Regions from separate parts of the Homo sapiens genome. Here region 2 is linked to region 1. The links are chromatin contacts, found by Hi-C or POLR2A ChIA-PET in ENCODE. All regions are on one chromosome and are shown on one strand. Each heading gives the region's core, a stretch centred on a gene start or an enhancer-like site at or near the end of the contact. The rest is flanking DNA. Distances are from core to core; before and after follow the strand shown. Region 1 holds the start of DNASE1 (deoxyribonuclease 1). Region 2 has its middle 9.2 kb from the start of GLIS2.

The links. Hi-C counts contacts between places; a loop is a spot of excess contacts on that map. ChIA-PET counts read pairs that join two places held with the same protein, here RNA polymerase II (POLR2A). Pooled maps may share reads with other maps.
Region 2: a loop to region 1 is called in a pooled map, with 2.9 times the contacts of the local background. The contact joins the enhancer-like site here to the promoter of DNASE1 in region 1. A Hi-C loop is called at or near these places in 2 of 50 pooled maps. POLR2A ChIA-PET finds 5 or more read pairs at or near these places in 4 of 52 experiments (H1, HepG2, activated B cell and 1 more).

Annotation. Positions count from the first base shown.
Region 1 is chr16:3,652,670-3,657,057 of GRCh38, forward strand. DNASE1 (deoxyribonuclease 1) reads left to right here and starts at 2,022. Exons shown (of 9, transcript NM_005223.4): 1 at 2,022-2,375; 2 at 2,704-2,851; 3 at 3,180-3,268; 4 at 3,433-3,516; 5 at 3,969-4,084; 6 at 4,330-4,388. The coding sequence starts at 2,705. LOC124903631 (a long non-coding RNA gene) reads right to left here. Exons shown (of 2, transcript XR_007064954.1): 2 at 1-4,388. RefSeq lists enhancers at 2,199-2,726, 2,727-3,254.
Region 2 is chr16:4,304,399-4,309,374 of GRCh38, forward strand. No RefSeq gene overlaps it. Among named protein-coding and RNA genes, the nearest start is that of GLIS2, 9.2 kb to the right of the region's middle. RefSeq lists an enhancer at 913-1,425. Within about 2 kb of position 3,298, at least 35 of the 41 ENCODE cell types and tissues checked have a DNase peak (open chromatin) inside an H3K27ac peak, as active enhancers do.

The sequences.
Region 1 (4,388 bases), core at 772-3,271:
GCGTGTCTTTATGGAATGGGGTGCCAGTCTTGTGGAGGGTGGTTTACCTTCCTGTTTCTAGTCCCCACTGGGCCTGCCTTCTGCTTCATGGCCAGCTGGCCAGACCGAGCACTTTCCTGACTTTCGACCTTGGCCCCTGCTGACTCTTGCCGTTGAGGCCTCCTGCAGACCCCATTTGTATTCATTTCCTGCAGTTCTCATACCTGAATCCCGCCTGGACTTCTGCCAAGCCTTCCAGGCCCTCCTCCCCCAGGGGGACCACAGATGCTACGTGCAGGGCTGTCCTTGGAGGGCCAGCACAGCCCCTTCCAAGTGGGCAAGACCCAGGGGTGGCTCAAAAGATAGCTGTGCCCTAGCCCTGGAACCTCTGAATGTTGATTTTTGTAGCAAAAAAGGACTTGCAGATGTGAGTAAAGGCTGTTGAGATAAGGACATCCTCCCTGCTCTCTGGGAGGACCCCAAATGCAGGTGCACAGATCTTAAGAAGAAGAGGCAGAGACTGGGGTGATGCAGCCACAACTAAGGAAAGCCAAGGATTGCTGGCAGCCTGCAGAAACTGGAGGGCAAGGAGCATCCCCCAACCGCCCGGAGCCTCCAGGAGGCGCAAGGTCCTACTGACTCCCTGACTTCAGACGTCCAGTCTCCGGAATTTTGAGAGGATCCATTTCTGTTATTTTAAGCAACCAAACTTGTGGTAGTTTCACCAGTCTCAGGAAATGAATACGAATGGAAAGTCAAAGATTCCAAGAAATGAGTGGCGGGGTGCGGTGGCTCACACTTGTAATCCCAGCATTTGCGGGAAGATTGCTTGGGCTCAGGACTTGGAGACCTTGTGTCTGTGAGAAACTTAAAAAATAGGCTGGGTGCGATGGCTCACGCCTGTAATCCCAGCACTTTGGGAGGCCGAGGCAGGCGGATCACAAGGTCACGAGTTTGAGACCAGTGTGACCAACATGGTGAAACCCTGTCTCTACTAAAAATACAAAAATTAGCCGGGTGTGGTGGTGCGTGCCTGTAATCCCAGCTACTCGGGAGGCTGAGGCAGAAGAATTGCTTGAACCCAGGAAGCAGAGGTTGCAGTGAGCCGAGATAGTATTACTGCACTCCAGGCTGGGCAGCAGAGCAAGATTCCGCCTCAAAAAAAAAAAAAAAAAAAAAAAAAAAAAAAAAAACTGAGCATGGTAGCATGCACCTGTGGTCCTGGCTACGCCGGAGGATTGCCTGAAGCCAGGAGTTCAAGACCAGTCTGGACAAAAGAGCAAGACCCCATCTCTACCAAAAAAATTTAAAAATTAGCCAGGCATGGTGCCGTACCCATAGTCTTAGCTACTCAGGAGGCTGAGGAGGGAGGATTATCTGAGCCCTGGCGGTTGAGGCTATAATGAGCCATGATTGTGCCACTGCACTCCAGCCTTGGCAACACAGTGTGAGACCCTGTCTCAAAAACAATAAAAACCCAAAACAAAAGAACCAAGAAATTACTGGACCTGAGGCCTGGCCTTTAGCTGCTGCCCTGCCCTTGTGACCTGGTCACTCGGGATCCCCTGGGCCTAAACACACAGCCTATTGTCTACCTCAAGAAGGCTCCCCACTGCTTGGCTGGCAATTGGGGTGGGCTTTGCAGGCCCCACCTGTCCTGGCCCCACGGCGCTGGTGCTGCAGGCCCCCACCACTGCTTGTTCCGAGCTCCCCAGCCTCCTGCAGAGTTGCCTGCACCTGATGGCGATGAATCAGGAAGGCAGGCGTGTCCTGGGCCACAGAGCAGTCATGGCTGTCAGCCACCAGGGGGCTCCATTTGCAACTTTGGATGTGGCTTTGGCCTCTTTGTCCAAAGTGACCTTGGGGCCCCCAGACAAGAGACAGGGAGACTGGAGCCCAGCCCCACCCTCCCGCACATACCTGGCCCATCCCTGCCCTATCCTGGAAGATGGGGGCCACCACACGTGCAAGGGACACGGGATAGGAACCTTTGGCCTTGTTATCAGACATTTTAAAACTAAGTGCAAACGTGATTATCAGGTGCAGTTTTTACAGCAGCAAGAAACCTGTGCTTACAGAAAGAAACACGTGCTAGCAACCCACCTATGCGGAAAGCCACACAGAGCCATTGTTTTCTGCACTCTCAGGTGACGGCTCACATTTGCCCCAGGGAAGGTCACAGCTGCCTGAACTTTTAAAACTCCCAGACACGCACTGCCTGTGCAGGATCCGGAGCCCAGCAGCACTGCCAGGGCCTTGAAGTGCTTCTTCAGAGACCTTTCTTCATAGACTACTTTTTTTTCTTTAAGCAGCAAAAGGAGAAAATTGTCATCAAAGGATATTCCAGATTCTTGACAGCATTCTCGTCATCTCTGAGGACATCACCATCATCTCAGGTGAGCACCAGGTGGAGTGCCTCTGGGTGACTGGCCGGTTTGGAGCAGGGAGGGAGGCTTAGAGTCTCATCCTCCAGCAGCGAGTGAGGCGGAGGCTCCAGCGTCCCTCCCGGGCGGGTTTTCTGGTGGATGGAGGAGTGACTCGGGGTCCTCTACGTGGTGCCAGCTGTTTGGCTTTCTGGACGTTGTAGGAAAGGGTTTCCCCCGCCTGCGTCCCCCTGACCTTGAGCTCCACCAGCCCCTGCCAGCTGGGCTCCAGAAGGCTGGAGTGCTGTGGCAGGGATGACGTCTCACTTCTGTTATGTCTCTGTGCCCTGTGCTCTCCCAGGATGAGGGGCATGAAGCTGCTGGGGGCGCTGCTGGCACTGGCGGCCCTACTGCAGGGGGCCGTGTCCCTGAAGATCGCAGCCTTCAACATCCAGACATTTGGGGAGACCAAGATGTCCAATGCCACCCTCGTCAGCTACATTGTGCAGGTGAGGCCAGGGCAGCCTCCCCCCAAAAGCAGAGGAGCTCTGGAGTCTAGGGCTGGTGGGCAGGGCCAGCCCTATGGAGCCACAGGGTGTCGGGTGTGGGGTACTGAGCACCACTGCTCCCAGCACGGTGGAACAGGCTCTTGGCTGTGGACCAAGGTCCTCATCCCTGCTGTGCTGTCCCTGGCTGGCAGCAGGAGCCCAGGCAGAAACATGAGGCTGCGGTTAAACCGAGCAATGCCACGAGCATCAGCTGTGGCTCCCTTTGTGGCGCTGTAGGGTCCCTGGGTGGCACCAGCCCTGCTCAGCACCACTGTGGCCCTGCCCCCAGATCCTGAGCCGCTATGACATCGCCCTGGTCCAGGAGGTCAGAGACAGCCACCTGACTGCCGTGGGGAAGCTGCTGGACAACCTCAATCAGTGGGTGACAGTGGCAGGGTCATAGGAAGGTGACATCTCGTCCACGGCACAGCCTCACTTCACTTGGGCCCCAAGGGTGGGGACCTGGGCACAGCCTCGCTATCGGCAGCCAGAGGGGTCCCCTATGGCCCCCGCCACTGGGACCTTTTGTTTCTTCAATCCAGGGATGCACCAGACACCTATCACTACGTGGTCAGTGAGCCACTGGGACGGAACAGCTATAAGGAGCGCTACCTGTTCGTGTACAGGTGGGTGGTCTAGAAAGCCAGGAAGCCCCTCCCTCACCTGGGAGGGCCCCAACAGAGCAGGGAAGTAGTTTGTCCTATTAGTTTGTCCTATGGCAAGAACCTGAGGCTTCAGAGCAGGGTCCAGGGTGGAGTGAAAACACCCCAAGGTCCCGGACCAATGGGTTGAGCAGGTGCCTGGCTCCCCCGCCCTCCTGTCGCCTGGGTCCCGGACCAATGGGTTGAGCAGGTGCCTGGCTCCCCCGCCCTCCTGTCGCCTGGGTCCCGGACCAATGGGTTGAGCAGGTGCCTGGCTCCCCCGCCCTCCTGTCGCCTGGGTCCCGGACCAATGGGTTGAGCAGGTGCCTGGCTCCCCCGCCCTCCTGTCGCCTGGGACGCGACGCCTGCCTCCTGGGAAGCAGGAGTGGGGCAGCTTCCAGCCTGGGGTCACCTCCTCCTGCCCGGCCTTCCCGCAGGCCTGACCAGGTGTCTGCGGTGGACAGCTACTACTACGATGATGGCTGCGAGCCCTGCGGGAACGACACCTTCAACCGAGAGCCAGCCATTGTCAGGTTCTTCTCCCGGTTCACAGGTGGGTGCTGCCTGGGCCAGGGTGGGGCTCGGCTTGGCGCTTATGGCCTCCACCCCCTCCTAGGGAACCTGGAATGCCTGTGTCACACACTGCCCTCCCAGTCCCTGGGGCTTGGGTTTTCCATTCAAGTCATTTGGAAAATATCCACCCCCCGGGGGGACTGTCATGATACATAGTTCCAGCTGACATGGTGACTGAACCTGCCCCCAGGGAGTGTGCCTCACACGACGTGGCTGTCTCCACAGAGGTCAGGGAGTTTGCCATTGTTCCCCTGCATGCGGCCCCGGGGGACGCAGTAGCCGAG
Region 2 (4,976 bases), core at 2,048-4,547, 650 kb after region 1:
GAAAACAAGGCAGGAATTTCCGGCAGGGAAACCTGGCTACTCGGTGGGACTCTTAAAGATGACACTTTTTCCTCTATCCTCGAGTGCAGCCTCAAGACGGGCCCTGCTGGTCCATCCTGGGGCGACAGGTGTAGCCAGATTCCCCTCCAATCAAGGAGTCCAACTGGAAAGCTCCAGTGGGTTACCCAAGGGCAGATACCAAGCAAGTCCCTAAAAATGGAGGCCAGTGTGCCCTGGAGGGCAAGTATAAATATGGGGAACTCTGAGCCGGGCGCAGGAGCTCACACCTGTAATCCCAGCACTTTGGGAGGCAGAGGGCCGATCATCTGAGGAGTTCGAGACCAGCCTGGGCAACGTGGTGAAATCGTCTCAACTAAAAATACAAAATTAGTTTGGTGTGGTGGTGGGCGCTTGTGATCCCAGCTTCTCGGGAGGCTAGGGTGGAAGAATCACTTGAACCCGGGAGGCAGAGGTTGCAGTGAGCTGAGATTGTGCCATTGCATTCCAGACTGGGCAAACAAAGAGTGAAATTCCGTCACGAAAAAAATAATAATAAAAAATATGTGGGGAACTCTTAAGTAGAGATGGGGGTTCCCCTCACTTTTGCCTCTTCCACGGAGTTAAAGTGTCAAGGAAAGGGGTTCCCAGGATAAAACTTTCAGGAGTATTCGGTTTTAGGGGCTACAGGCAGAGGCGCAGGACCCTAGAGGGATTTTTTTTTTAGCTGGAGTCTCACTCTGTCGCCAAGGCTGGAGTGCAGTGGTGCGATCTCAGCTCACTGCAAGTTCTGCCTCCCGGGTTCATGCCATTCTCCTGCCTCAGCCTCCCGAGTAGCTGGGGCTACAGGCGCCCGCCACCACGTTCAGCTAATTTTTTTGTATTTTTAGTAGAGACAGGGTTTCACCGTGGTCTCGATCTCCTGACCTCGTGATCCACCCGCCTCGGCCTCCCAAAGTGCTGGGATTACAGGCGCGAGCCACCGCACCCGGCTGCTAAAGGGATTTAGGAGGTGGGTGGAACCACAAAGGAAAAGCTAGCTGCTGGTGGGGTCTCAGCTTGGAAGACGTCAGGGTGTGAACTGTCACTTAAGGAACAGTTTAGGATAGAGCAAGGGATGAGGAAGCCCACCTGGAGTTCGGCAGGAGTGGGTGACCTCAGGTAGCCCCCTCTTTTGAGAAACCTGGCCGGGAAGGTTGGAGACATGGCTGTGGCTTGAGGCTAGTGTTTTTTTCTTTTTGGGGACGGAGTTTCACTCTTGTTGCCCAGGCTGGAGTGCAATAGCACGGTCTCGGCTCACTGCAACTTCTACCTACCAGGTTCAAGGGATTCTCCTGCCTCAGCCTCCCAAGTAGCTGGAATTACAGGCGCCTGCCATCATGCCCAGCAAATTTTTGTATTTTTAGTAGAGAAGGGGTTTCACCATGTTGGCCAGGCTGGTCATTACAGGCCTGAGCCACCTCGCCGGGCAAGACTAGTGTTTGATTGTTCGTTTTGAGATGGAATCTTGCTCTGTCAGCTCACTGCAACATCTGCCTTCCAAGTTCAAGCGATTCTCTTGCTTCAGCCTCCAGAGTAGCTGGGACTACAGCCATGTGCCATCACGCCCCGCTAATAGAGATAGGGTCTTACCATGTTGCCCATGCTGGTCTTGAACTCCTGGGCTTAGGAGATCCTCCCACCTCGGCCTCCCAAAGTGCTGAAATTACAAGTGTGAGCCACTGTGCCCGTCCTGGAGTCAAAGGCTTTGGACTTGAATGCCATCTCTGCTACTTTAGAGCTGTGTGTGCATGTACTTTTAACTTCTCTCTGTCTCCCTCTCAAAATGGGCCCGATAGTAGGTTCCATTTTGGTCTGGTCCCACCAGGACCTCTGACTCGCTGGCGACCTCAGGTAGGGGCTCATGTAATAGCCCAGCTCCTCAAACACGGAGGATGGGTCCCACTCCTGACCCAGCCTCATTTTACAGCAGAGCGTGAAGGCCGAGACTAGAGGCTGCACCAGGCTGGGGAAGGGGCAAATTCTAGATTACTCACCAGGCCCGTACCCATGAGAGCCCTCAGGCCTGCAGCACCGTGGATCCAGAGGCAGAGACAGAGCTTTGTAGAAGGGTGAAAACACTTCCTCCCCGCTTCCGGCTGCAGAAAAGCCACTTTCTCGCGGCAGAGCCCAGACTGGCAACCCCCAGGCCTTCTGCACCTCACCTGGGCAGCAGGCACGCTGACTGTGTGTGTTTCAATCTCTCCAGGCTCAGAGGGATGGCGGGGGATGCTGCCTGCGCGGTTGCTAGTGGCGGACACAGCTGCCTGGCTGACACTGCCTTTGTCATGCTCCAGAGCACTCAGCCAGCCCGGGGCCCCTCACCCACTCCCTCTCTCCTCCTGCCACCAGAAGCAGCCTCTTCCCGGCTCCCACCCTTTCTCCCCGAAGCCACTTGTACCTGCTCCAGAGCCTGGAGAGGTGACAAGTGCTTCCCAGACAACAAAAGCATCTCCCAGGAGAACAGATGTTACGCACACTCAGCTACACCCTTGCTCTGTGCCCTGATTTTAAGCTGTGTTTGGGCAGCTCTTTGGGATGAAACTGAGGCAAGGGGTAAAGGGCCTGTCTTGGTCAAGGTCATCCCACCTTGGGACTCCTGGGTGTGTTTCAGACATCCGTCCCCTTGGGTTCCAATGCTGGTCTGGCCACTTACAAGCTGTGTGACCTTGGGCAAGTTATTTGACCTCCCAGAGCCTAATTTCCCCCCAGATAACGACAGATAGGTAGTGAACCCACCTCTTGCTAAAAAATGTGAGCCATTATTGTCATTACTCCATCCTTTTAATTCCTCTTTCTCTCCACTCCAGCCACATCCGCCTCAATGCCTGCTGCCCCTGGACCTTAGGCTTGGGATGTGAAATCTTTCTGGAATGTTCCTTCGTTAGTTCCTCGCATGGCTTGTTCCCTCGCTTCCCTCTTTTGAGTCTTGACTCAAGTCACCTCCCCAGGGAGGCCCTGTCCTGCCCTGTCCTCCCTGGGCGCTTATGTGACATCCGAGGCGGTTTCCCAATTCGACTACCTGTGGCTCTTGCGCCTGGAACGTAAGCCCCACGAGGACAGGACTGTTTCACTTCTGACTCCCGTGTCCGCAGCGATGGAAAGAATGACTGTGGGCGCCTACCCCCGGAGGATGCTGTCGGCGCCCAGTCTGGCGGCTCCCGGCGCGCGCCCGCGAGGTCACGTCCGGGGCGCGCCGGCCGGAAGGAGGCCCCGCGTGGGGGTAGGGGCGGGGCGTCCGAGCCAGGCCACGCCCCCCGGACTCGCGCCCCCCTCTCAGCGGCAGAGCCAGCCAGCCTGGGGCCGCCTCGCACTTCCGCTCACCAGCCGGCTTGTTCATATTCATGAGGCGGGCGAGAGGCGGGGCCCGGGTCACCGGCGGCGCCCCGCCCCTGGCTTGGAATCCCGCCCCGGCGGAGGCTTGGGCCCCAGTGGGGCGCCCCCAGCTTCCGCCTCGGGGAGGGAGTTTCCACTTGGTCACGACTCAAAAATGTGTCGCTCGCGCTTCTCCGCCCCCTCGTTCCTGCCCTGGGGGGGTCTCCTCCCTCGGAAGGCAGGAGGGGAGGGGCCAAGGGAGGGACGGCTCCTCCTCCCCGGGGCAGGTCCTTAGGGATCCCGGGCGGACTCCTCTCCCTCCAAGTTAGCGCCTTCAACAATCTTTCCCCTACCCCGTCAGACAGTCTTCTGTCGCCCAGAGCTGGAGTGCAATGGCGCGATCTCGGCTCACTGCAAGCTCCGCCTCTCAGGTTCAAGCGATTCTCCTCCTTCAGCCTCCCGAGTAGCTGGGATTGCAGGTGCGCGCCAACACGCCTGGCTAATTTTTGTATTTTTAGTAGAGATGTGGTTTCACCATGGTGGCCAGGCTGGTTTTGAACTCCTGACTTCGTGATCTGCCCGCCTCGGCCTCCCAAAGTGCTGGGATTACAGGCGTCAGACGGCGCACCCAGCCCTGCAATAATCTTAAATTTTTTTTTTTTTTTGAGTTGGAATCTCGCTCTGTTGCCCAGGCTGGAGTGCAATGGCGTGATCTGGGCTCATCGCAACCTCTGCCTCCCGGGTTCAAGCGATTCGCCCACCTCAGCCTCCCAAAGTGCTGGGATTACAGGCCTGAGCCACTGTGACCGGCCTTTTTTTTTTTTTTTTTTTTTTTGAGACTGGGTCTCACTCCGTCCCCCAGGCTGGAGTTCAGTGGCACAATCGGCTCACTGCAGCCTCCACCTCCTGGGTTCAAGCAATCTTCCCGCCTCAGCTGTCCAAGTAGCTGTGACTACAGTCATGCACCACCACAACTAGCTAATTTTTTAATTTTTTGTAGAGATGGGGCAGGGTCTTAGTATGTTGCCCAGGCTGTTCTCGAACTCCTGGGCTCAAGCAATCCTCCTGCCTCGGCCTCCCAAAGTGCTGGAACTACAGGCGTGAGCTACTGTGCCCAACCAAAACTACCTTTTTTACTTTTTATTTATTTATTTTGCGATGGCGTCTCGCTCTGTCACCCAGGCTGGAGTGCAGTGGTGCAATCTCAGCTCACTGCAACCTCTGCCTCCTGGTTTCAAGCGATTCTCGTGCCTCAGCCTCCTGAGTAGCTGGGATTACAGGCGTGTGCCACCATGTCCAGCTAATTTTTGTATTTTCAGTAGACACCGTGTCTCACTATGTTGACCAGGCTGGTCTTGAACTCCTGACCCCAAGAGATCCACCTGCCTTGGCCTCCCAAAGTGCTGTGATTACAGGGATGAGCCACCAGGCCCAGCCCAAAACTACCTCTTTTAAACTTCCCAAGGATCTGTGCAATATTATGATACCGAGAAGTTCAGAGCAGTTGAGTGACTCACCCACGTCACACAGCCGGCCTCAGGTTTTCCAGAAAGGTTGGTCCTGCTGGGTTGGGGTGGCAGGTGCATGTCTCCCACGGCCTTTCAGGAAATGAGGCTTACCTAAGG